Regions from separate parts of the Homo sapiens genome. Here all the other regions are linked to region 2. A link is a loop called in an ENCODE intact Hi-C map of the cell type or tissue named here. Cell type or tissue: B cell. All regions are shown on one strand.

The links. Hi-C counts contacts between places; a loop is a spot of excess contacts. Peaks named below come from ENCODE experiments on the same cell type or tissue, not always from the same donor. Only the 100,000 strongest peaks of a DNase experiment are listed, where the experiment ranks them.
Region 1: it touches region 2 in a loop (16-fold over the local background); 18 of 110 quality-filtered maps call a loop at or near these places.
Region 3: a loop joins it to region 2, with 9 times the contacts of the local background. A loop is called at or near these places in 6 of 110 quality-filtered maps.

The regions. Positions count from the first base shown.
Region 1 is chr1:248,683,242-248,691,241 of GRCh38, forward strand. OR14I1 (olfactory receptor family 14 subfamily I member 1) reads right to left here. Exons shown (of 5, transcript NM_001004734.4): 4 at 2,211-2,325. Among named protein-coding and RNA genes, the nearest start is that of OR14I1, 16 kb to the right of the region's middle. RefSeq lists enhancers at 3,547-3,746, 5,365-5,414. In B cell, a CTCF peak has its summit at 3,799; a DNase peak (open chromatin) is centred at 3,800.
Region 2 is chr1:248,618,199-248,626,198 of GRCh38, forward strand. OR2T11 (olfactory receptor family 2 subfamily T member 11) reads right to left here. Exons shown (of 2, transcript NM_001001964.2): 2 at 5,359-8,000. The coding sequence ends at 7,980. Among named protein-coding and RNA genes, the nearest start is that of OR2T11, 13 kb to the right of the region's middle. In B cell, CTCF peaks have their summits at 914, 1,114, 4,465 (motif pointing right) and 4,665; DNase peaks (open chromatin) are centred at 903 and 4,593; H3K27ac peaks cover 642 bases.
Region 3 is chr1:248,399,409-248,407,408 of GRCh38, forward strand. It overlaps OR2T1 (olfactory receptor family 2 subfamily T member 1), which reads left to right and starts at 3,640. Exons shown (of 2, transcript NM_030904.2): 1 at 3,640-3,837; 2 at 6,707-8,000. The coding sequence starts at 6,740. The coding sequence ends at 7,696. RefSeq lists a silencer at 846-1,046. In B cell, CTCF peaks have their summits at 4,479 and 4,835; a DNase peak (open chromatin) is centred at 4,803.

The DNA.
Region 1 (8,000 bases), 65 kb after region 2:
TAAGCTCACAAAAATAACTTTTTTCTATATATTGTTTATCATATTTTGTTTATTTTCACTGGTATTATCTATATGTTTAAAATTAGTTTTTCTGCATCAAAGTCATGTGTGTTAGATCCTGTTCACATGACTCAAATATTCTCACTAAAAACAACTTATTAATTTTTTTCAAACTAGAGCCAACTTTAAACAAGTGATTTTAAAATCAGGTTACTGATCATCTAAGGTTTAGTTGCCTTATTTCATTAATGATAAACTCTATTAAGCACATAAATGCTATCCCTTGCTACCAGGCAAATGTGAAATGTTATTTATAAGACAGGTAGAACCTATGTTTTATGACAAATTTTAAAGATAATGTGAAATGTTATTTTTTATAGGACAGGTAGAACCTATGTTTAATGAAAAAATTTGAAGATAATCTTTTGTCCAAATGCTATAAATGATACAGTCACTTTGAAGCATTTCATTGTATCATTAAAACAAGTAATTGAAAAGAATTGCACTCTTGGCAAAGCGCGGTGGCGAACTCCTGTAATCCCAGCACTTTCGGAGGTTGAGGTAGGTGGATCACCTGAGGTGAGGAGTTCGAGACCAGCCTGACCAACATGCTGAAATCCCGTCTCTACTGAAAATACAAAATAGCTGAGCGTGGTGGCACATGCCTGTAATCCCAGCTACTCAGGAGGTTGGAGCAGGAGACTCGCTTGAACCTGGGAGGTGGAGGTGGCAGTGAGCCAAGATCGTGCCACTGCACTCCAGCCTGGGCAATAAGGGCATAACTCCATCTCAAAAAGGAAAAACAAAAAGAATTGTACTGTCACACAAAGTCAAGTGACGAGCAATACATATTTACAATGAAAATGACAAAGGAGCACTATCCCTGATAAACGACAAACTATAAAAACACATTAGCATAAACAATGAGCAAAGTATATGAACAAGGGCTCAGAAAACTGGAAAGCTAATGACCCAATAACAATTCAAAATGTGTTCAACTTTACTAGTTATGGAAATGCAAATTAAAACTTTAACATGATGCTATTTTGTGTCCATTGCTTTAGAAAACATATGTCTGGCAAGTAAAGTCTCGACAAACATGTGAAGGGACGAAGCTCTTTGCTGCTGCTTAGTTTGCTGTGTAAGCAGCCTACCTACTTTGGAGGGTCAACTGGAAATTTTGAACACAACTGAAGATGCGCAAGTTTGATGCAGCAATGCTCCTTCTCACAAATGTACACTTGAGTTTTAAAAAATGACATATGTGAGGATGTTTGCTCCATGACGTTTAAACCCCTAATTACCATCACTAGGAAAATGGATAACATACCCTACTTTATCCCAGAATGGAACACTCTCTAGAAGTTAAACTGAATGGGATACTCTACATCAATATTGAACATTTCAACATAGTTTTGAAAAAACCCCACAAACTATTACACAAAATATGTTCCCAGTCATATGCATTTAAACATTCAAATTGTGCAGTGCATTATTTATAAATACACACACATACATATATATATATATATATATACACACACACACAGATAAGCTTGTATAAAACAGTTACTGGAATGAATACAAATGCCAATAAATGGGGTAGCGGAGGGAAAAAATAAGTTGAAAACATTGAACAGTAATTATATCTGTAATATTTTAACAGTTAAGATCATTAAAGCAAACAAAAATATGAATAAATGATAAGCCTAAGTGCTCGTTCTTAAAAATCATTTGTTATACTCTTTCTAGATTTTGGATATTTCATATTTTTAATATTATTTATACATTAATGTCAAAGAAGCAACTGAAATACTTTTGTGTGTTATAAATTGCTTTTATATTTTATATATTTAAATTGCTTGTAAAATTCAGTGAAAAAAGCTCTCTTTTTTCCACTGTTTTCTTTGACATTATAGATTAAATAAAATACCTCACATATTAAAGTAATAATCTCAAAAAATATGATTAAACATTAATAAAAAAGTAATGGGGACTCAGGTGATTACATTCTGCATATTTTGACATCCATTATAATACTATTTAACAATGCAGAGTAACTTTTAAAACTGGGTTTTTGTTCTGACTTTTTAATAGAACTCAATGAAACAAGTAATAAAATGGTTGTTAATTGGTTTGTATTTAAAATATCTCAACCAAACAACCAAGAATTGCAGCTGTCCCATAAAACAAGGCAAAAGGTTACCCACCCTTCCAGCAGAATCAGCAGTGTACAGGAGTATACTATCTCCCGGGTTAGCTTGCTATCGGTAGATGTAAAATTCTACAAAACTGCCACGTGGCCAATTCCTTGTAATGTATTATCTAGAGAATGAGAAAATAATAATGCTCTTTCCTTGATTCTAACACTCACATTTCTGCACTGCTAAAGGAAAAGCATCATATAATTTATATATAGTTGTGTATATATAGTGCATATATAGTTCGTGTATATATATACATATAAATATACATGTATAGTATATATATACATATATATGTATAGTTGTGTATATGTATACATACATATATATGTATATATAGTTGTGTATATATTTGTGTACATATAGTGTGTATATATAGTTACTGTTTATTGAAAAGTTATTAAATTAATATTTTCCTTGAAAATTGTCTACAATTTGAAATTGAGGACATACAAAACAAATCTATAGGGATGCAAACATATTATCATTATGATATATAAGCATATATACAATACACCTATTCAAAATATTAGGCAAATTGATGTGCATTTATTAACAAAAACTTAGTAGTTAACACATTGGTTAAAAAGACACAATACATTTTCATATACATATGTGCATCATTGATAGATATAAGTTGAAAATTTTGAATATATTATTTTTAACCGTAAAGCATATTGAATTAAATATGTATAAAGATTTCCTGCTTCCAAGTCTGTCTATTTTAAATTCACACATGTGGTATGATGAGTAATAAGATTAAAAGAGACCTGAATTCTTGTCATGTTCTGACACAGCTGTTTTAAGTTGGGGAACCTACAAATACATTTTAATTTCAATTTACTGAAATGTAAAACTACACTCAACAAGATGGCCTCTGCTGCCCCACCTCTGAGAGCATTTGTATCTAATCTATATGAAGCCTTTTTACTTCAGTGTAGTTTTCTCTGAGTGGCCTGATGCTGAAGAGCTGCCCTTTATCCCACTTATATCAAGCAAAAGAGCAACACTGAGGAACAAAACCAATACACACTGCACCATGAGCTGCTTCCACTCTAGTCTCAAACTAAAAATAGATCTCTCCAAAACTGATTAAAATGATAAAAATTCAAGCAAACTGAATGCACTATTTTGTTTGCTTGTTTCATTGGAAAAAAATATGAAACATAATTACTAAGAGAACAATTAAATCACTTTAAGCAAACATGTCTTGATTTTTTTCTCATAAAAAATTTGAAATGATTGCTTACATAAATCTCATGTAGACAAATTCAATTTCCTTATTGGGTAAATATCTGAGAAATACAAGACCAGCAATACCTTGATTAAATAACATGTAGCTTCTCAATATGTATTCACTGTCTGGACCAATGATGATAAAGAAACAGTTCTGAAGTTTTCCTCTGTGTCTCACCAGAAGAAGTGACCCAATTTAACATGCAAACTCAGTGATAGAGAAAACCTGATGTATAATATATCAAGGAGACAATCTTCTCTGTTAGTTTCCCATAGAGACTGGGCCGCCACAGTCTGGAGGAGATTGGCTTCCAGAAGGAAGCCTGGGGGACGCTGGTCTCAGGAGGATGCTGCCTCCTCTGGGTTAAATTGTAAATTACCTGCTGAAACAGAAAGCAGAATATGGAGTAGGTGCCAACTGAACTCAGAGTCCGTGAGGAAGTGATGAGCATGAGATATAGAGATTTTCATTAAGAGAGTGAGGAGAGTAAACAGTGAAAAAAGTAAAGGATTTATATTTTCACATTTCATAAAATAATCTTCGATAAAGTACAAAACCCAGACATTTAAGTACTCAGAAAATAATAAATTGTTTTACTTCATCACTATGCCTAGTCAGTATGCCACATGAGAGCAGTTAAGTGCGTATACTCAGTTTACTTTGCAGTTACAGCAGCCTGTTTCTGTATTGCACATAGACTCTCAGAAAATTATTGGCTTAATGGAGACAATCATCATGCTTCTCATCTTCCTCCAAATCTATTTGTTCCACAACCAGTCACAGACCAAGAGGATGGGTAGATCTCACTAAATACGATCATTTGAAAATTAGAAGTGAATAGAAAAATCTGGCAGAAATTTAGGAGATATATATTTTATCATTTCATTTTTCAAATGAGGAAAGTGAGTCTTAATATAAAAACTTAAGACAAATTAAACTTAGCAGACTTTATTTGATCAAAGAATGATTCATTATCAGATCGCACTACAGATCAGAAGAAATTCAGAGAGCTCTGCCCAGCAGTGTGAACAAGCTTTTATGGGCCAGACATAGGAGCAAAGTAGAAAAATCACCTGCTTGCCTACAGCTAGACATCCGTCTTGTTTGAACATGGTGTTATTTAATTTTGGCAATACTATAAGGCAGTAGAAAAATATTGCACATATGTACATACATCCAGATATAGATAGACATGTAACAGAAACATTACAAATTTTTAGCCATGTGCCAGGTACAATAATACAAATCTCACTAATTTATTAAAGAATATCTGGATCTAAATTGTTTTTGGCTAATGCCACTTAAATGGCTAAAGCTTCTTACTAATATTTGTGAAAAAGATCATTAATGTTTTTTTATTTGCTCAGTTTCCAAATATCTATTTTTCTTACTTCTACTTCTGATGAGTTATCTACCCTAAACTTGCATTTTAAATAGATACCTATTAAACTCTAGAGAAGACTGTGTAGAAAATTTATATCTCAAAAGCACAGAGCTTGGACTTCCAGCTTAAATGCTTTAATTTGCCCAAACCAAGAAAGAAAGATGTAAAGACCCAGTTAGGGCAAGACAGCTAGGAAAAGCACTTTAAAGGCAAGGCTTCTGTAGATTTAAGCCAACGCTTTCTTCCTTATCAGAGTTTCCAGTGTTCTCTGTCCAGAGAGGTAGACCTTCTTACAAATGGAGATTCCCTTTAGGGATGTAAATTTCTCTTACAAAGAGTCCTCAAAATAAGCAGGTGAAAATAGTTTTTCTGCCAAAAAGTTGTATTTTGGAGATTTATTCTGCTAAATCAGTGGTTTTCCAACCCACCTTCTGTCTTTTAACTAAAATACTAAGTGGGTGGAACCCACTGAAGACTAGAACAAATATTTTGTGTGCCTGACTCACCATGGTTACTTCTAATCTTGCTCTATAATCACAGACTGGTACAACTTTTCTCTCCTGTTTTGTTTTCAAGATTGCAAGACTGAATAATATTTCCCCCCACCCACCAGAAAGAGTTTGGGGCATAGCAAAGATCATGACAACAAGAAAGAATTGGCAGAGTATGTGTTTAGCGGGAAGTTTCATAAGAGGTGTTTCAGTTGACTGCAGGGTTCCCATGGGAGAAGCAGGATTAAAGAGAGAAAACAGAAAAGACTCATTCTTACAAATGTTTTTCTAAATATGATTCAACTGTCAGTCAGATAGCTTCAGGTATGGGGACTTCCACATTTGATTTGAAACTTCCATTTTTTTTCTCTGGGGGATTGGTTGATTATTGCCCAGGGAGTGTAGCCCTTGGGGGCTTTCTCTAGTAGGTAGACAGGCCAGGTCCATCAGATGACTGGTATAGAAATGAAAAATTTCTTATGCAAAGGCCTGACTATTTAAAATACAGGTAAACTTCTTGGGACACGCGGTCCTTTACTTTTGAGGCAACTCCTCTGGGGTTCAAAATAGCTACAAGGAGGTCTTCTCAGTCCCCATAGCTGGCGTATTATAAAGGCATGCACCTCTTTGTCCTTTGTAAAAAGTCTCCCCACTGTGGCCTTTGTAACTTAAAATTACCTTTGGTCAGGTTCACTCATTTTTCTAGAAAAACACATGTTCTGGGTCCATGGTTCTTATACATAAAATATGCTGCAGTCCCACATGGAAGAGTTCTAGAGCCCTTGGATTCAAAAAACACATGATATGCTGTCTTCCAGGAACCTTACCTACCAGAGGCCTCCTACTGGACCCAGTCTGGTTTCTTTACCAGATCCATTCCAATTCTGAACCCAGTCCAGTCAACAAATTGCTCAAACAAAGTTAGAGCTCAAAACATAAATTTGCAGAGTTTGAATCCAAGAGGAAATTTACCCATAATCTTCAGTTGCAGCGTGAGAGCAATGGGCCCTAGTGGGTATCTACACTTGGGCATTCCTTGTTCCGGGGGGCCACTGGGTATCCTTCAAATCTTACTTCTAACACCAAATAGTTAAAAGAAAAACTTTACCAATGAGACAGAAAATTAACAGGCCTATTCAGGACTTGAACTCAGCTCTGGACCAAGCAAACCTAATAGACGTCTACAGAACTCTCTACCTCAAATCAACAGAATATACATTCTTCTCAGCACCACATAGCACTTATTCTAAAGTTGACCACATAATTGGAACTAAAACATTCCTCAGCAAAGGCAAAACAATGGAAATCATAACAAACAGTCTTTCAGACCACAGTGCACCAAATTAGAACTCAGGATTAAGAAACTCACTCAGCACCACACAACTACATGGAAACTGAACAACCTGCTCCTGAATGACTACTAGGTAACTAACAAAATTAAGGCAGAAATAAATAAGATATTTGAAACCAATGAGAACAAAGACACAACACACCAGAATTTCCGGGACACAGCTAAAGCAGTGTTTAGAGGGAAATTTATAGCATTACATGGCCACATCAGAAAGCAGGAAAGATCTAAAATCGACACCCTAACATCAAAATTAAAAGAACTAGAGAAGCAAGAGCAAATAAATTCGAAAGCTAGCAGAAGACAAGAAATAACTAAAATCAGAGTAGAACTGAAGGAAATAGAGAAACAAAGAAGCCTTCAAAAAAACAATGAAATCAGGAGCTGGTTTTTTGAAAAGACTAACAAAATAGATAGACCACCAAGCTAGGCTAATAAAGAAGCAAAGAGAGAAGAATCAAATAGACATAATAAAAAATGGTAAAGGGGATATCACCACTGATCCAACACAAATATAAACTACCATCAGAGAATACTATAAACATCTCTATGAAAATAAACTAGAAAATCTAGAAGAAACGGATAAATTCCTGGACACATACACCCTCCCAAGACTATACCAGGAAGAAGTCGAATCCCTCAATAGACCAGTAACAAGTTCTGAAATCCAGGCAGTAATTAATGGTCTACCAACCAAAAAAAAAAAAAAAAAAAAAAAGCCCAGGAACAGACGGATTCACAGAGGTACAAAGACTAGCTGGTACAGTTCCTTTTGAAACTATTCCAAACAACAGAAAAAGAGGAACTGTTCCCTAACTCATTTTATGAGGCCAGCATCACCCTGATACCATAACCTGGCAGAGACACAACCAAAAAAAAAAAAAGAAAGAAAATTTCACACCAATATCGCTGATGAACACTGATGTGAAAATCCTCAATAAAATACTGGCAAACTGAATCCAGCAGCACATCAAAAAGATTATCCATCACGATCAAGTAGGCTTCATCCCTGGGATGCAAGGCTGGTACAACACATGCAAATCAATAAACACAATCCATCACATAAACAGAACCAATGACAAAAACCACATGATTATCTCAATAGATGCAGAAAAGGCCTTTTTTAAGGCTGAGTAATATTTCATCTTAGGTAGATATCACATTTTCTTTATCCATTTATCCCTTGATGGATATTTAGGTTGCTTCCAAAAAGAATTAGAGCTTCTGCAGCTGCCAGAAAGTAAGCCATCAAAACAGCAGTTGGGTAACAGGAAGAATTCTAACACTCTTGAGCTCATAGGTAGAAGGGACCCTTCATTCATTCAACACACACTAA
Region 2 (8,000 bases):
AGTTTGTATAAAAACTGTTATACACGCACTTTAGTTAGACAACCCTTCCTCCCCGACCTGACGCGACACTAACTTGGGAGGTGGTGGTGTACCCAAAGGGCTCTGGGATTGGAAAACAGACATTGCGTGGGTGTAAGTGGGAAGTCTGCACCCTACATTGTGAAGCACACCAGCACGTTTCCCCAACGTGGGTTCTCAGAATGCTGGCAGCCCCCAGAAAGATTTGCAGAGGAAGCAGACCATACCAAAGAAAATACCTAGGAATACTGACATTTGAGGTTTCCAAAATAAGTCATTTACATCATAGTTTAGTGACTCCTACTCGTTAAGGCTTGTCCTTATCCAGAGACTAACATTAGGAGAGAGACAGGGATTACAAAACTTGAGGAAAGCTTCTAAAATAAAAGGCAGAAATCACACAAATCAGTGAAAATAAGAAGAAATACAGTATGCAGTAATTAGAGAAACTCTTTCTATAAAAGATAACTGACTAATCTGCTATGACAGATAAGAACATACAAACAGATATTAAACTAGAACAGGGTGTTTTAAACAGAGCATTGGAGAAATTTTTAAGAGTTCTTGAACATTTAGATTATGGCAGTGTAGACTGTAAAGTAGGACAAGACAGATGCAAAAGAAGGTAGAAGAAGAGATCCAGTTTGTGAGTCAGGAGGCAAATCAAGTAATAAAAATTCCAGAGGAAAAGAATGTTTTAGATGGAAGGAAAGCACATATTTCAGTCATGTTTCAGAGCAAAAATTCTGGAATTGAAAGACACGTTTCAAGATTAAAAGGTTCATCAATTGCCCAACATAATTGTTAAAAAGAGCCCTTATGAAGACATTATGAATGTTTAACACGACTGCCAAAGGAGAGCCTGAAGCCTCCAGGGGACGACAACACAACTAAAATTGAGAGCATGGAACTCCCAGGAGAAATACTGAATGTTAGAAGACAATGGAGGAGGGACATCCTCATATTCATGAGGGAAAGCTTTTTTCAACCTACACATTGACACCTGGCCAGATCTACTGTCAAAGTGGGAGGATAAAAAAAGTCATTTTCAAACATGCAAGGCCTTTAAAAAATTTCCTCCCACGTACTTTGTTTATAAACCTGTTGAAAGACATGCTCCACAATGGGGAGGTTTTAAAGTAGAAGACGTGGTACACAGACAATCAAGAATCCAGAGGGTCATGGGGAAGAGGCAGCATCTCAGGAGGAGCCCCGTGCAGCGCAGCCCATCTCTGGGGCAAGCAGCCTGGATGGAAGCGGCAGAGCAGGGGCTGCAGAAGAGGGAGGGCTGTGAAGACGGCACCGAGAATTCCTGAGGGAGTCACAGTTTCAACAGGATATTTATCAGAAGGAGATTCTATATACATATATATATATACACACACACATACACATATATATAGAGATTAGTCAGTTTTCTTTCATGTATACATATATATGTATATATACACACACACCCATATATATGTATATACAAATACATATATCTCCTAGCTACTGGGGAGGCTGAGGTGGGAGGATTGCTAGAGACCAGGAGCTCAATCTCTTTCTTGACCCAGCTGGTCAAGAATGATTACCAACCCTCAAAACCTGTCCTGTCCCCACTCAGTCACCAAAGTGATTGTGACTCTGACTTCTGACATGGTATTCTATCAGTGTCAATCTTCCATCTCTGCTCTTTAGACCTATCTGCCTCTCAGAGCATGCTCACAGGAGACTGAACCACACAACCTGCTTGTGCCCCTTAGAGTCCTCTTGTAGCCCAGCTTGCCCTCTGCACTTGCTCTTCTGCATATCACTGATGGCAGCTAGTTTTGGGACCTTGTTCACCAAGTCAGGTTTTGAGAGGTGAAGTCAAATTTTGTTCATAACTACTCTAGGCTCTTCATTAATGGCTGGGACTCTGGAAATAAGCTCATTCTGATGGAAAGGCTAATAAGGAATCTGTTTTCTTTTTAAAAATTCTTTTAATCTTCCCATTTTTGTGTCTTTTCTCTTTACTGGTATTTGAAATGCACATCTTTGTAACCAGGTCACAAGAATGATTTTGCTTGGATTGTTTGGTGGCCTCAGACATAGGGTTCAGAAGCATCTTTCAATGTCATTATCTTTTTATCAGATCTTGAATTGCTTATTTGTTGTTTGTGTATGTTTATGTCCATGGGCACTAATATGGGTTCTTCTCACTACAAAAATCAGGGTCCCCTTCCTAAAATTCCGGCTAAATACTAAAGGGTTTTAAACCAAAAGTAAAATTCTAAGCCTCCCTCAACCATCTGAATAGGGCCCTCGTCTCAGCAAAGGCATTCCAAAGTTAACCTGATAAACTAGTTCAGGCCATGATAGGAAGGAAGAGCTTGACATGCCTCAGGATACCCTCCCTCCCTTTTGGAATTACTGATAGAACAGATTCTTTAAGACTTAAGTCTAATTAAAAAACATTTACAATCTTCTCTCTGAAGCCTGCTTGTTGGAGGCCTCATCTACAAGATCAAGTCTTGGTCTCCACAAACCCTTACCATAACCAGACATTTCTTTCTACTGATAAACAACTCTTTCAGCTAATTGCCAATCAGAAAATCTTTGAATCTGCCTCTGACTTAGAAACTCCTGCTTCCAATTGTTGTGTGTTTCCAGGTCAAACCACTGTACATCTTATACATGTTGACTGATGTCTTATGTCTCCCTAAAATGCGTAACACCAAGTTGTCCGGCCACCTCAGACCCGTGTTTCTCAGGATCTTCTGAGGGTGGTTCCATGGGCCATTGGTCACTCATTTGGCTCAGAATAAATCTTAAAATACAGGGTTTGACTTTTCATCGACAGGGTATACAATTTATATAATTTTCAATGAATAGTAAAAATTAAACTGTAGTATTTAGGAATATTTATCCAGTCATGCAAGAAGAAATCCAGGGAATAATTACTATGAAATTCATTTGGCAAAATAACTGACCAATATTCTTCGCTGTCAAGGCCCAACTAAAGAAATGTTAGAAACTTAACTGAAATGAGTGAGAATTGCTCAGTCAAGTTTCATTAAGCCAATATTAGAGTATGTCTAGAAAAATAAGCCACAGACACACCCATGGCCATTTTTCCAAAGAGGTTTTTAGAACACTCAGTACGTATATATTTTCTTAAGGTGGGGGAAGGCATATAGGAAGACGGGCGGGTTGGTGGTAAGGTCAATGGTTACGTTTCTGTGAGACTTCAGTTAGTGCCCAGTAAATGTACATTTTACACAGGATAAGGTGAATGTCTGAAGAGATAGAAGGAGCCAAGGAAGAGTCAATTATGCAGAAGTCCCTGGGTAGGTGGAGGAATGATTTGTCTCATCCGGTCTTTCTTCTGCTCCTGGAAAGAAGCTTGTCATCAACATTATCAGTGTGCAATTGAGCAGACAGAAGAGTTCAAGACCAGCCTGGCCAATATGGTGAAACCCTGTCTCTACTAAAAATACAAAAAATTAGCCAGGCATGGTGGTGGGTGCCTGTAATCCCAGCTACTTGAGAGGCTGTGGCAGGAGAATCACTTGAACCCAGGAGGGGAGGTTACACTGAGCTGAGATCATGCCATTGCACTCCAGCGTGGGCAGCAAGAGCAAAACTGTTTCAAAATAATGTCAGCATTAAGAGAAATTGAGTGACGGCCACATTGGAAGCTCATTGTGCTAATTTTGCACATTTTTGCATGTCTAATAGTTCAAATGAAAGTTAGAGACATTTAGAATAATGCCTGTTTTTGCCCTGGGGCATGTGCGGTGATCAAACAAGAGCGCCCTGGAGTGCTGGTTATGTTCCGTTTCTTGATGGGGTGCGGGGTTATTTCATGAATGGTTTCACAACTGTTTTCTTGAGATGATTAATAATGAGTTTTGCATGGCATTTCTAGTGTTATATTTCATAGTATAAGAAGAGATTAACGCTGATTTATAATGTGATTTTCTTAGAAGCCCTGCTGTTGCCTGCGTCATTAAGTGGTGATTCAATTCACTCCCTAAAATTACAAAGTGGCTGGAATTAAATATCCCCAAGCAAAGACTTCTTTCCTCTATGTTGTAGCAAATTCAGTAACTTTTCAAGTTTTACCAAATAAAGTGAGGGATATTAACTATAATATTTAAAGCTATTAAATTCTATCTATAATTACAGAAATATATATGGAGAAACAAACTTTTTGGCAAATTATTTGGCAATAAATAATCATAGATTCAAGGTTTTTATACAATTCATTGTATTTTTTCCAATTGATTCTGGAGGGATTACAGAGTAAAAATAACTGCTAAAATGCAGAAAATGTTTAATAACAAAAATGATGTCACCATCAGTCCAAAGGTACCGATATTATTCATTTTTTTTTTTTTATTCTCCTAATGATACATGCAGTTTTAAAGAATAGAGAACACATGGTGTTGTTTTAGGATAATGTCATATTACTAACTGGCCACAAGGTGTCAGGAGGAGGATGTCATGGTGTCCCATAGTAACAATCACTTGGGACTTCATATTCATGTATAGATTTCTTCTTCCTGTACAGATAGATCAGCAAGCCAAGAGAAAGTGGGGAGATATATAACCATCTTAGACGCAATCGCAAATGTCTCAGTGCAGTACCTGAGGTAGAAGCTATTCAACGAATCAAGGAACTCCTGATGAGAGCTTTGCCCAGGGAACCCACAGAAGACGGCTTGGCTAGATCACTCAGGCAGAGCCCCCATGGCCTGAAGGAGCAACAGTTGTAGGCTTAGAAAATATCTGCTCTAAGAAGCCTCTTCCTCATTCTTCAACTATGATAGACTCTGAGCAAGATAGTAAACTATGGCACAGAGAGGTTAGGTAACATGCTCAGGGCACACAGCCCAGAAAGAAATAGGCTAATATTCAGACTCCAGGGGGTTCAAGCTCCAAGCATATGGCCTTATCACCCTTAAATTGCCTTTGAAATTGGCAGATGGGGTGGAAATAATTAAAGAACAGTTAAATATTCATGGGGAAAAAACCTTATAAAAAGCTGTTCAACATCTGAACAATCTGTTGCTGGGCATATATGCTGGTATCACACAGTATTTTAGTGAAATCTGTGTGCCCATCTCCTCTTGGTGCCAACTACAACTAGGACACTCAGAGCAGGGACATTTTCCCACGCTAAATGGGAACCCATCACCAGAGAAGCCACCACCAAAGCCAAGATTACAGAGAGAATGTTTTAGGAGTAGGGTGGAATTTAACTTCTAAACGTAAATAATTAACATTTTGAAATGAAGTGACAGTGTCACCTTATAATGCAAAATCATGCCATATTATACAAGAAACTCCACACCATGAAGAATTCTGCCTATACAACTTTTAATTGCCCAAAGAGACAAATTTATTGAAATAAACAGCTACTGAACATCTATTACATACTGCAAATTATATGCCTTGGAAAAGCATAAATATGACACACTTTATTCACAAAGGAATAAGTTTGTAGTAGTAACAGCAGTTGCTGCTGTTATTTTGTCCTTGTTTTTAACATAATTCTAGTTAACATATTGAGTGCCTACTATTTTCTGGCCACCATCCCGAACACACATCATGAATCGTCTGACAAATGTGCTGTGCTAAATTCATAAATTCAATGCAAAGGAGGGGGAGTCCGAAGGTTGTCCTACAACCCAGATGTCTCTACTAGCTTATTAACTTACCTCTTCTCCAAGATGATTCTCTTCTCCTCTCAAACTTTTGACGGGACCACCCTGATCTTTACTCATAGACGCTCTCATTGATTCTAACTGCACCGAGAAGATACAAACCATCGGAAGGGATCTTAGTTATAACACACGCTCTGCCTGACCTCCTGCTATTGTCACTGAGTTGGCCATGCTCTTACAAAAGTTCAAACTCTCCACTTCTAAACTGGTTTCTGTGCTTTCGGCCACTCTCAAAGGCCATCTTTCTGAAACTTTCCTCCATTTCTCATATATCGATTTTCTTTTTGTACTGAATTATTCCTTTGAACTTCATACTCAATATCACATGACAGCACCATTAACATCAAACACATTGGTATCACGTTTTTCTAGTTATACTCCATTTCCTTTACAAAAAAATCTAAAAATTCATACTCAACTTACCTTATCCACTTCCTCCCCCTTGATTTTACCCTGAATCATCTCTAAGCATATCTCCATTAAAAATGGTCACTAAGGTTACAAGTAACCTTTCATGTTGCTAAATACAGTAACCAAATCTCACTTATTTCAACCATAGACTGCACTTGTTGCAGTTGCTTTTACTTTCTTTAAACACTTTGTCTTAGATTTCTTCTAACCTCATAAAACCCTATCTTTCTAATTTTTCATGTGACGCCAGCTGCCTCAGATCTCAGTCTCAAGCTTTCTCTTAAGAAAACTCTCAAAAAACCTGTTTTTAAATGCTCTTCGTACTCTGATTATTAAATGTATGCTTTATGTTCAGAACTCTAATCTGAAGTACAATTGACTTTACATATAGCTTCAATATCTTTCTGTATTTATGTATTTATCTTGAGACAAGGCCTCTCTGCCAGTCAGGCTGGAGCACAGTGGTGCCATCACGGCTCACTGCAGCCTCAACTTCTCAGCCTCCCGTGATCCTCCCACCTCAGCCTCCCAAGTAGCTGGGACTACAGGCATGTGCCACCACATCCAACTGATATTTGTGTTTTTGGTAGATGGGGTTTTGCTATGTTGGCAGGCTGGTCTCAAACTCCTGAGCTCAAGCAATCCACCCTCCTTGGTCTCCACTAAAGTGCTGGGAGTACAGGTATGAGCTACTGCACCCGGCCTAGCTTAAATACCTAATAGATATTTCCAAATTATCTTAAGTGAATTCTTGACTTCTGCTACCGACAAGTTTTCCAAATATCAATATTCCATTTTTTTATTCACTTGGGCCCAAACCAATAAGTTATCCTTCACTCTACACCTGTTGCTAACACACGCCAAATCCATGAGCCAAATCCTTTGTGTCCACACCCTACACAAGCCATCCTTGTTTCTCATCTCTGAAACCTCAATTGTCTTCCTGTATCCATGTTTGCCCTTTGTTCTATTTTCCTACACTGTAGGCATAGTGATGCTTTAAAAACGTGTCTGTTATCATGTAACACCCGCATGGAAAACTCCAGGGACTTCCCACCCCACTCAGTCAGTCTCAAAGTGCCTTAAGTGTTGCTGTTGAATCACAGAACTTGGAAAAGGGAAGTTTCTGGCCATGGATGTTAACGAACCTGGTATCCTGTTAATACATCCTCAAGGAAAGTGGCAGTCATGTTCTTTGATGCTAAGTGTTAGAGTCTATTCCCTGTGAGTAGCTGTGTCATGCTGAACCTCCACCCATTCATACTCAGTTCTGTTCAATTCACCACCATTTATTGTGGCCTAGTATTTGATAGCTGCTGTCTGTACTCAAGAGGGTCAGAGATTCAACGATAATATTAGAGCTTATAGTTACTTGGGGTTAATACTAAAATAAAAAACACGACTAAAGTGTGTGCTTTTATCTTCTTTGCCACTTGTGTATTGGCATTCTTTTACTCTATTGCTGCTAATCACAGAATTTGACTGTAAACATTTGATAGCTTTTGCAGGTTTCTTTCATTGTGTTGTTTAAACATGAACAAATGTTGTGAAGGAGATCTAGTTCAGAGTGAAAGGTTGCTGTGAACTCTAATATTTGGGGTTTTTCTTCCCTAAATAAAAAGACTAGATAAATTATTTAACTTCATAATAAACCATTTTTGATACTTCACTGAAAGATCTCTGCATAACAGTAAAACATCTTTCCCTTGCTCCCGAGGAGCAAGAATCCAGACAGGGTGAATCATCTTAACTGCCAGTAGTAAGTGTAGGTTGATAGCTGAGCAGATCATCTCCAGGGAAACAGGGCAAATGGAGGAAGTCCTTAGGAAGCCTTATCCTCTGGGCAGTGACTCTCTAAGCATCACTTGTTGCTAC
Region 3 (8,000 bases), 220 kb before region 2:
CACATACAGTATAAATGCAATTTTGTAAGGATAATCATCTCTATGATGTGTTTTCGATAACCCTATCTGGTATTATGTTTTTCCCGATGGGTATGCGTTACCTTTATGCTCAAATAAAATAATAATTATTAAACTACCAACAAACATAACAGATGTTATGTTATTAAAATATAATAGAAATAAAGCTACTTTTTATCTTTTTAATGGCTTTCCACATTTGTTCCCACATTTCTCTGTGAGGAAGAGCTGCTGGCAGAACTTTCTGATGAAACACTCAGGAAATCAGTTTTACACTTTGAAGCACAGGAGTTGAAACATGTTCTCAAAGCCCATGTCACTTAAATGTTCACTGTTTTCCACCCCATCAATACACTTCTCATTAGCTGTAATAAGTCCGTCTCATTAAAGTCTCCTGAGATCCAAAAGGAAGAAACTTGCTCTTTCCCAGAGCACTTCATTCCATGTCCCTCAAAGAAAACTATTTAAACTCATGCCTCTTTTCAATCTGGGCGCTCCCTTGTCGCTCCAGGGATCTCAAAAGCAGAACACCCAGAATAATTCGGCACTCTTTACTGGTCTGCTGCTTTCTTCCTGCATTTTTAGTTTTTCAGACCTGTTTAGTTGCTAAATATTTCCCTGTAAAGATAAGAAATAGACATTATTACATGTTTCTAGAAGGCTGGAGAATTTATGCAATTTGTCCTGGCAATGCAAATTGTTTCAAGGATTTCTAAGGTGGCATTTATTTGTTTGGCTTAATAATACTTCCTTCTGCAGAGTTATATTACAAAAATAGCTCCTAATAAACTTGTTGCATGTCTCTCTTTGTCCTAACTCCATCATCAGTTGCTAAGGATACCTTCAGTCATGCCAAGTTCATAAATCCAAATTAGAAATCTATGCATACTGGATCTTCAGGGTAACATGCTGACAGCACTTTGGCATCCAGATGGCCTAGATGTTGAAGGATTTCCTGTTGTGGGTACCAATGACTATGAATTGCTTTGTGTGTTTTCTTCTTGGTATAAGTTAGATGAGAATTTAAGTCTACTAAATCTAATCATTTTTCCTTCTAGCAAAATATCACCTTCAACCTTCTAAAAAGTCTTAGTTCTTCATCGCTTGTTTAGTTACATAAAGTTGTTGTAGTTTGCCAGTAAGTTTTTGATTTACTAAATTATACATAACCTTCTCTATCTACTACTCTGAATGGCTATCCTGACAGATTCAGCTCTCTGTAAGTGACAGATAATCATCTTTTGTTGGAATACAGTTTGGAATAAAATTAGATATTTGGATAATTTTTATGAAAATTATGTATATTGTATTCCTTGATGTCTACTTAGTGATGTGTGTCACATGCTGTTTTGAGTGGGTGGCATTCAGATTGCATGGATGAGAGGAGATATGAGAAATGTGAGAACATATAGAACACATGAATACATTACTTTATGAAGCTCTTTGAAAATTAAATAATTGGATTTAATAGTTAAGGTTTTGTCTAAATGATGCAACATCCCTCAGTAAAATTAGGCAATTAAAATGGATCATCTAGGAGCTTCTGCTGTACTTAGACTCACTTTGTTTGTTCCACTCTTCCTATTCCCTTAATGAAAATCCAGGTCTTTTGGAATTATGCAGGAATTTCACAGGTAAGAAGTCAAATGCTGATGAGCACCTAGACTGACTCCTCCTCATAGTAGCACTTTAAATATTTGGTGCATATGCAAATGACCGGGTTGCCAGAACATTTCATTGTGGTCTGACTGAATTTACGTTCTTTATATGACATAAACAAGATTTACGTAAACTGGATCTAAGAAAGTTGAGGCAGAGTTGTCTGCAACTCCTGGGCTGGAAATCTCAGGCACAAGTATAATGAGGAATGACTGTCCCATTCCCTCCATGCCAAATGCAAGTGCATTGAGAAAAAGAGTGCCTGTCTGATTATCTGTGGGAATTACATGGAGTGAGTGTTGTAAATCTCAGGTAGAAGGATGCCATTGAGTGTAACAGTGCAAAGAATCTTTTCTTAAATGTTTGCTGCTTTTCTTAAAAAAATAATTTAAGCAAACTTTAGTCTTATGAATTAGATAGGATAAGGACAATACTGTTCGAAAGGCACAAAAGATCTAAAGGAAAAACCTGTACTTACTCCTAGTTTCTAAAGTACAGACTATGAACCAGGCTTCCTGAATCTCTGAACAGTGCATTGTCTTTATCTCCTTCCCCTCGTTTTACAGATAAGAACACTGATGATTGGAGAGTTGAAGATGCTTGCATTAAAGACACAGAGCTGACGTAAGGCAGACTCCTACAGGCATTCTAATTTCCAACATAGACTCGTTGCCTGACTGTCAAACGTGCAAGCATTTTAAAAATCCTTTTTTCCACAATGATTTCAAAGAATGTGCAGACACCTGGATTTCTCAGATCCACTTTGCCAGTGATTCACAGGCATTTTTTTAGTGTCCATCACACCAAGCATAAAATAAACTCTCATCAGAAATAACAGGTCTCTCTAGTAGAGGGGTTTATTCTAGTGTGTAGTCTCTTTATGGGTCTTGTAGGAGGTGTGTGTGGGTTGAAGAATGTGGTTCTAAGTTACTCTAAAATTGTCAGAGTACATTAGTGCTTTATTATCTAATAATTGTATGATTATTATTTCAATATGAGTTCATTCTTAATGATTCCAACTTTTTGAAATACTAAACAGAATTTAGGAACACGGAGAAAAACTAGGAACATATATTTTTGTATTTAGTCTCAAAATTGCACAGCACTGTATTGACCTGTCTTGAGAACTTCTCATGTGAAAAGGTAACTGTAAGTTTGAATGTGTATGTAATGACTCAATGTGTCTGCGATAACAACAGAAAAGTAATATTGCCAGTGTATTCTGTACAGGAAAAACCACACCTACAGTAATCTGTTGAAATTGAGGTATTATATTCTAAAATAGACATTGCAAAAGCTATCCCCAGTAAATACCTGGAAGTTGAGCACTTTGGAAAAAAATTCATACATGAATGCATAAAATAACTGGAGAAGTGTGACCGGTATAGAGAAGGAGGACAGAAAACCTTGTAGTCATATTCACATTATGAAATGTTGAATGTTGCAAAGAGAGAAAACTGGTTCCAAGCAGATTCAGAAGGCAAGGAAGAATCCTGCATGAAGCAGCTTTAATTTAAGCTAATGCAGAGCTTCCTAACAAGGCTGCTGCATTGAAGGAGCATGGAGCTTGCTCTTTTCTTTGGCAGAAACTTCACCAGTGGTCATAGGGAAGCAAGCAAAGGCTGCAACTTACAAGTTAGGAATTATCTTGTCACTTGATTTAAAGGATGGGCTTGGAGATCATCACAGTCCTGGGCAAGCATTGTGTCCTACCTTCAAACTGTAGTGATGTGGGAGGAAAATATTTGCGGCCATCCCTACTCAACCAACATGCACGCCTTATAAAATAGTACAGAATATTTACAAATGTCAGGATAACATAAATGCATTGATTTATCTCTTGGTGTACGGTATTATGCAATAAAAAATAGTTTAGGTAGGCCTAAAAGACAATTTTATCCAATAAAATTATGTCTATTTTATCCACTAACTTTTTAAAAATAATTTTCTCAAAATTTGCAGGCCAAGCATACTTCTGCTCTTCAAAGGCATTTAGATGTTCTGCAAGCTTAATTGAAATGCACAGTTTTTTCTGAGAATTTCTACTAAGTAACAATCCTTTCAAGTCAAAGGATACTTGGGGGAAAAGATAGACTTTAACTGCTGATGTAACTTCACTGGGAGCACCTGGGTTTACAGACCTTTTCTGAAGATCAGGAGGTATTTGCAATTTAAATTCATAGATTTTAGTTGAATATGTAGATTGCTTAAATGAGAGATTGAGAATTTGCACCCATTTACCAATAGTTTTGAAATAATTTGCAGATATCTTACATTTTACTTGGTATTGTATAAAATATTTGCACCTGTAACTATAAATTTCTTATTTGATTCTTAAAGTAACCCTGAATGTTTATTATATCAATTAATATAAGCAGATACTGAGGCTCAGGGTGTTTAGGAAGATAATCCAAGGTCACAGAATTAATTAATGTCGTGACCAGAGGAAGAACTCAATTCATTTAATTCTAAATTTTGTTTTACTGTATGTTGCCTTCATCATTTCAGAAACAAATGCCTATATAAAGTCACAGAATCATTCCAAACATTTTCTGATTATTTTTATGTGTACTAAACCATAGCAAAGCTGTATGATCTATGCCCAGGAGATATTCAACAAGTATAGTTACTTATTGTGCTCACTCTAGTGAGAGAGCAGATAATAAATTTAACAAAACATTTTACTTAAAATCATAATTTACTTTGAGGAGGGCTTGTTCTCTGATAAATTAGATCTTTTGTATGCAGATAGGAAAAGTAAGGCCACTTGGCTGCAAAATGGAGTAGACTTTAGAATTTCCCTTTGCATTGCTAGGTTTGCAGGGCTAGCTGGCCATAGAAAAAGCTAGAACCACAGAAGAGTTACATATATACATATATAAATCTATGGGAGGAAATTATGAATGTATATACTTATATATATATATATAATGGATAAAAGATCATCCTTTATATTCTTGAAGTTTGTTGTGGATTTTACTGTAACCTGAAATTGTATAAAACAGTCCCTCAGTTTTTCTTAATTGCCAGAGCTACGGAAAAATTCCAATTTCCAAAAATCATCGGTGAGTTATACCTCAATATGTATGTCCCTGTGCTATTACATATACGTGTGTGTGTGTGTGTATAAAATGGGAGTAAGGGTGAACAGACAGCAGAGACCACTGTTTGACTTTGTGAAGCAGCACATGATTTTCCCTCTGTTTCTGGTGTCTTATCGCATGATAAAAGTCAAACCGAAAATGTAGGAAGTGTGGAAGTAGCTGAAATACTGCTAATATTTAGGCTGCGACATAAACTGGAGAGGAGTTTCCCTTTAGAAATATATTTTTATAGGTTCCATTAATGAAACCTAAAAAAAGTAAAATGAGGGAGGTTGTAAGTAATGATGACATTGTACATAGTATCATAAAAATGTATAAAACCTGACACCAAATATTCTGAATTAGCAAAATATACATTATATATATATATAAAATATACATATGATGTATCTATGTGTACATTTTTATATATGTGTGTATATCTGTACACATAGTTTATATCCATAAAACAGCAATCCTGATTATAATAATTTATGTGATCTACTCTCAAGTATGACTAATTTTCATTAGTCACATTAGTTATTACATTGTTAACAATTTAGCAGGTTCACATGCTTGGTACATTTTATTTGCTAATTACAGTAAATGTCTAGCTGCTATTCCCATATAAAGCTTCCTATATACACAATGCCATGTGTATGAATATATAATGAATTGAGACTATCTAGTCCAAACACTCCTGGCACTAACAGACCCCGTGACCACCAACACGTTACCCTCAATGCTGTCATTGGTGAGAGGGGCTTTTATAGCTCCTCACTTCTTAGTTTTATTGTGAAGATCAGGGAGTCAATAGTTACAAAGTACTTCTTAGCATGACACTTTGCAAAATAAACTCCACGATGTCATCATCATTATTCTCAATAGCAACTTCTTTTTCTGGGCAATTGACTCAAATGCTAATATTTTTAGAATATTTAGAGGAGCACTAGACTAGTTTGATCAATTTTACTCCCAAATATGTTGGTAAAATGTCTTTCTTGGGACACTTTTAGCCTTAAACAATGTGAAAAATCATCCTTTACTTCCATGAAGTTTGTTGTGGATATTTGTTTCTTTATTGTAACCTGAAATTGTATAAAACACACTCAGTTTTTCTTAATTATGAAGAACTATGAAAAATTCTAATTTCCAAAAATAATCAGTGAATTATAGCTCAATGTTTACGTCCCTGTGGTATTTCCTCTGAATATTAATTGCTAATACTGATTTCTAATGGTCATGCTAATCATAATCCTAATGCTAATTCCTCATCATCTTAAAATTGAAAATAAATAAAATTCTACAACACTGAATGCCTCTTGTATTGAGAATAATTTTTATGTCTAAATTTGCAAGAGTAGTTTCCGTTGAGTTTCTGTTGCCCTTTTTATTTCATCCCTTATAATTTGTCTGGGACATGGATAAACTAACACCAAGTATACTCTCATGATGTAGACAGTGACTTGTGACCCAAATGGTAGATAACCCGTACTTGTAGCTAAATGGAAGACATGAGCTACTCACAGCCAGCACCAAAGATGTTTTGAAAGTAGTGGTGATGCCAACCATACAAAGACACATTAAATAATAATACAAATTTAAATGCATCTAAGGTAATACACACACGCATACACCGGACCATGGTATGCGTAACTGCTGTGTAGCATGGTATGCAACCTTAGGCATTGTTATGCACATCATCGTAATACAGTATCATCTGCTGACCTCATCTTCTCCAATGTATTTAAGCAATTATTGATTAATAATGACCAATTTTATTTAAAAACCTTCTGGAATAGAGTAAATGCTAGATATCAGTCTCAATGTGGCAAGAATACTATTTTTTAAATGTTTTCTTCCCACTTTTAAAAGTTTGCTGCCTAACAATTAATTCACATGTTGTTATTTTACTGCCCTGGGAATGCTATCATCTTATTTGGAAGATATTACCTTATATCGGCACAACTGTAGGATCAATGGAAGAGTACAACACATCCTCTACAGACTTCACTTTCATGGGGCTGTTCAACAGAAAGGAAACCTCAGGTCTTATTTTTGCCATCATCTCTATCATCTTCTTCACCGCACTGATGGCCAATGGGGTTATGATCTTCCTGATCCAAACAGATTTGCGCCTTCATACACCCATGTACTTCCTCCTCAGCCACCTTTCCTTAATTGACATGATGTATATTTCCACTATTGTGCCTAAGATGCTGGTTAATTACCTGCTGGATCAAAGGACCATTTCCTTTGTGGGGTGCACAGCTCAACACTTCCTCTACCTTACCCTTGTGGGAGCTGAATTCTTCCTGCTGGGCCTCATGGCCTATGACCGCTATGTGGCCATTTGCAACCCTCTGAGATACCCTGTCCTCATGAGCCGCCGGGTCTGTTGGATGATTATAGCAGGTTCCTGGTTTGGGGGCTCTTTGGATGGCTTCCTCCTAACCCCCATCACCATGAGCTTTCCCTTCTGCAATTCCCGGGAGATTAACCACTTCTTCTGTGAGGCACCAGCAGTCCTGAAGTTGGCATGTGCAGACACAGCCCTCTACGAGACAGTGATGTATGTGTGCTGTGTTTTGATGCTGCTGATTCCTTTCTCTGTAGTCCTTGCTTCCTATGCCCGAATCCTGACTACAGTTCAGTGCATGAGCTCAGTGGAGGGCAGGAAGAAGGCATTTGCCACTTGCTCATCCCACATGACTGTGGTGTCCTTGTTCTACGGGGCTGCCATGTACACCTACATGCTGCCACATTCTTACCACAAGCCAGCCCAGGACAAAGTCCTCTCTGTGTTTTACACCATTCTCACACCCATGCTGAACCCCCTCATCTACAGCCTTAGAAACAAGGATGTGACTGGAGCTCTGAAGAGGGCCTTGGGGAGGTTCAAGGGTCCTCAAAGGGTGTCAGGAGGTGTCTTTTGACAGTCGACTCCTTCCCATGCATATGGTAAATGGGGGACTCTGTGGTCACTGTGGCTGTGCTTTCATCAAAAGATGAAGCAAAAAGGGAGGGAGTCATATGATTACAATATTGGTTTTTTGGCTAGGGTTTCTGGTTCATAACTCCATAGTTATGATGTTGTGGTTTTTTAGGCCTCAGAAAACTGAATCTCTCTCTGTGATCTTCGCCTTCCCTCTTTTCACCTGCTTCTTTTTCTCCCCAAAGAAAGCCTTAGAAACTAAAAATATAATCCAATCTTTCCCCGCTTTTGGTCACAAAGAAATT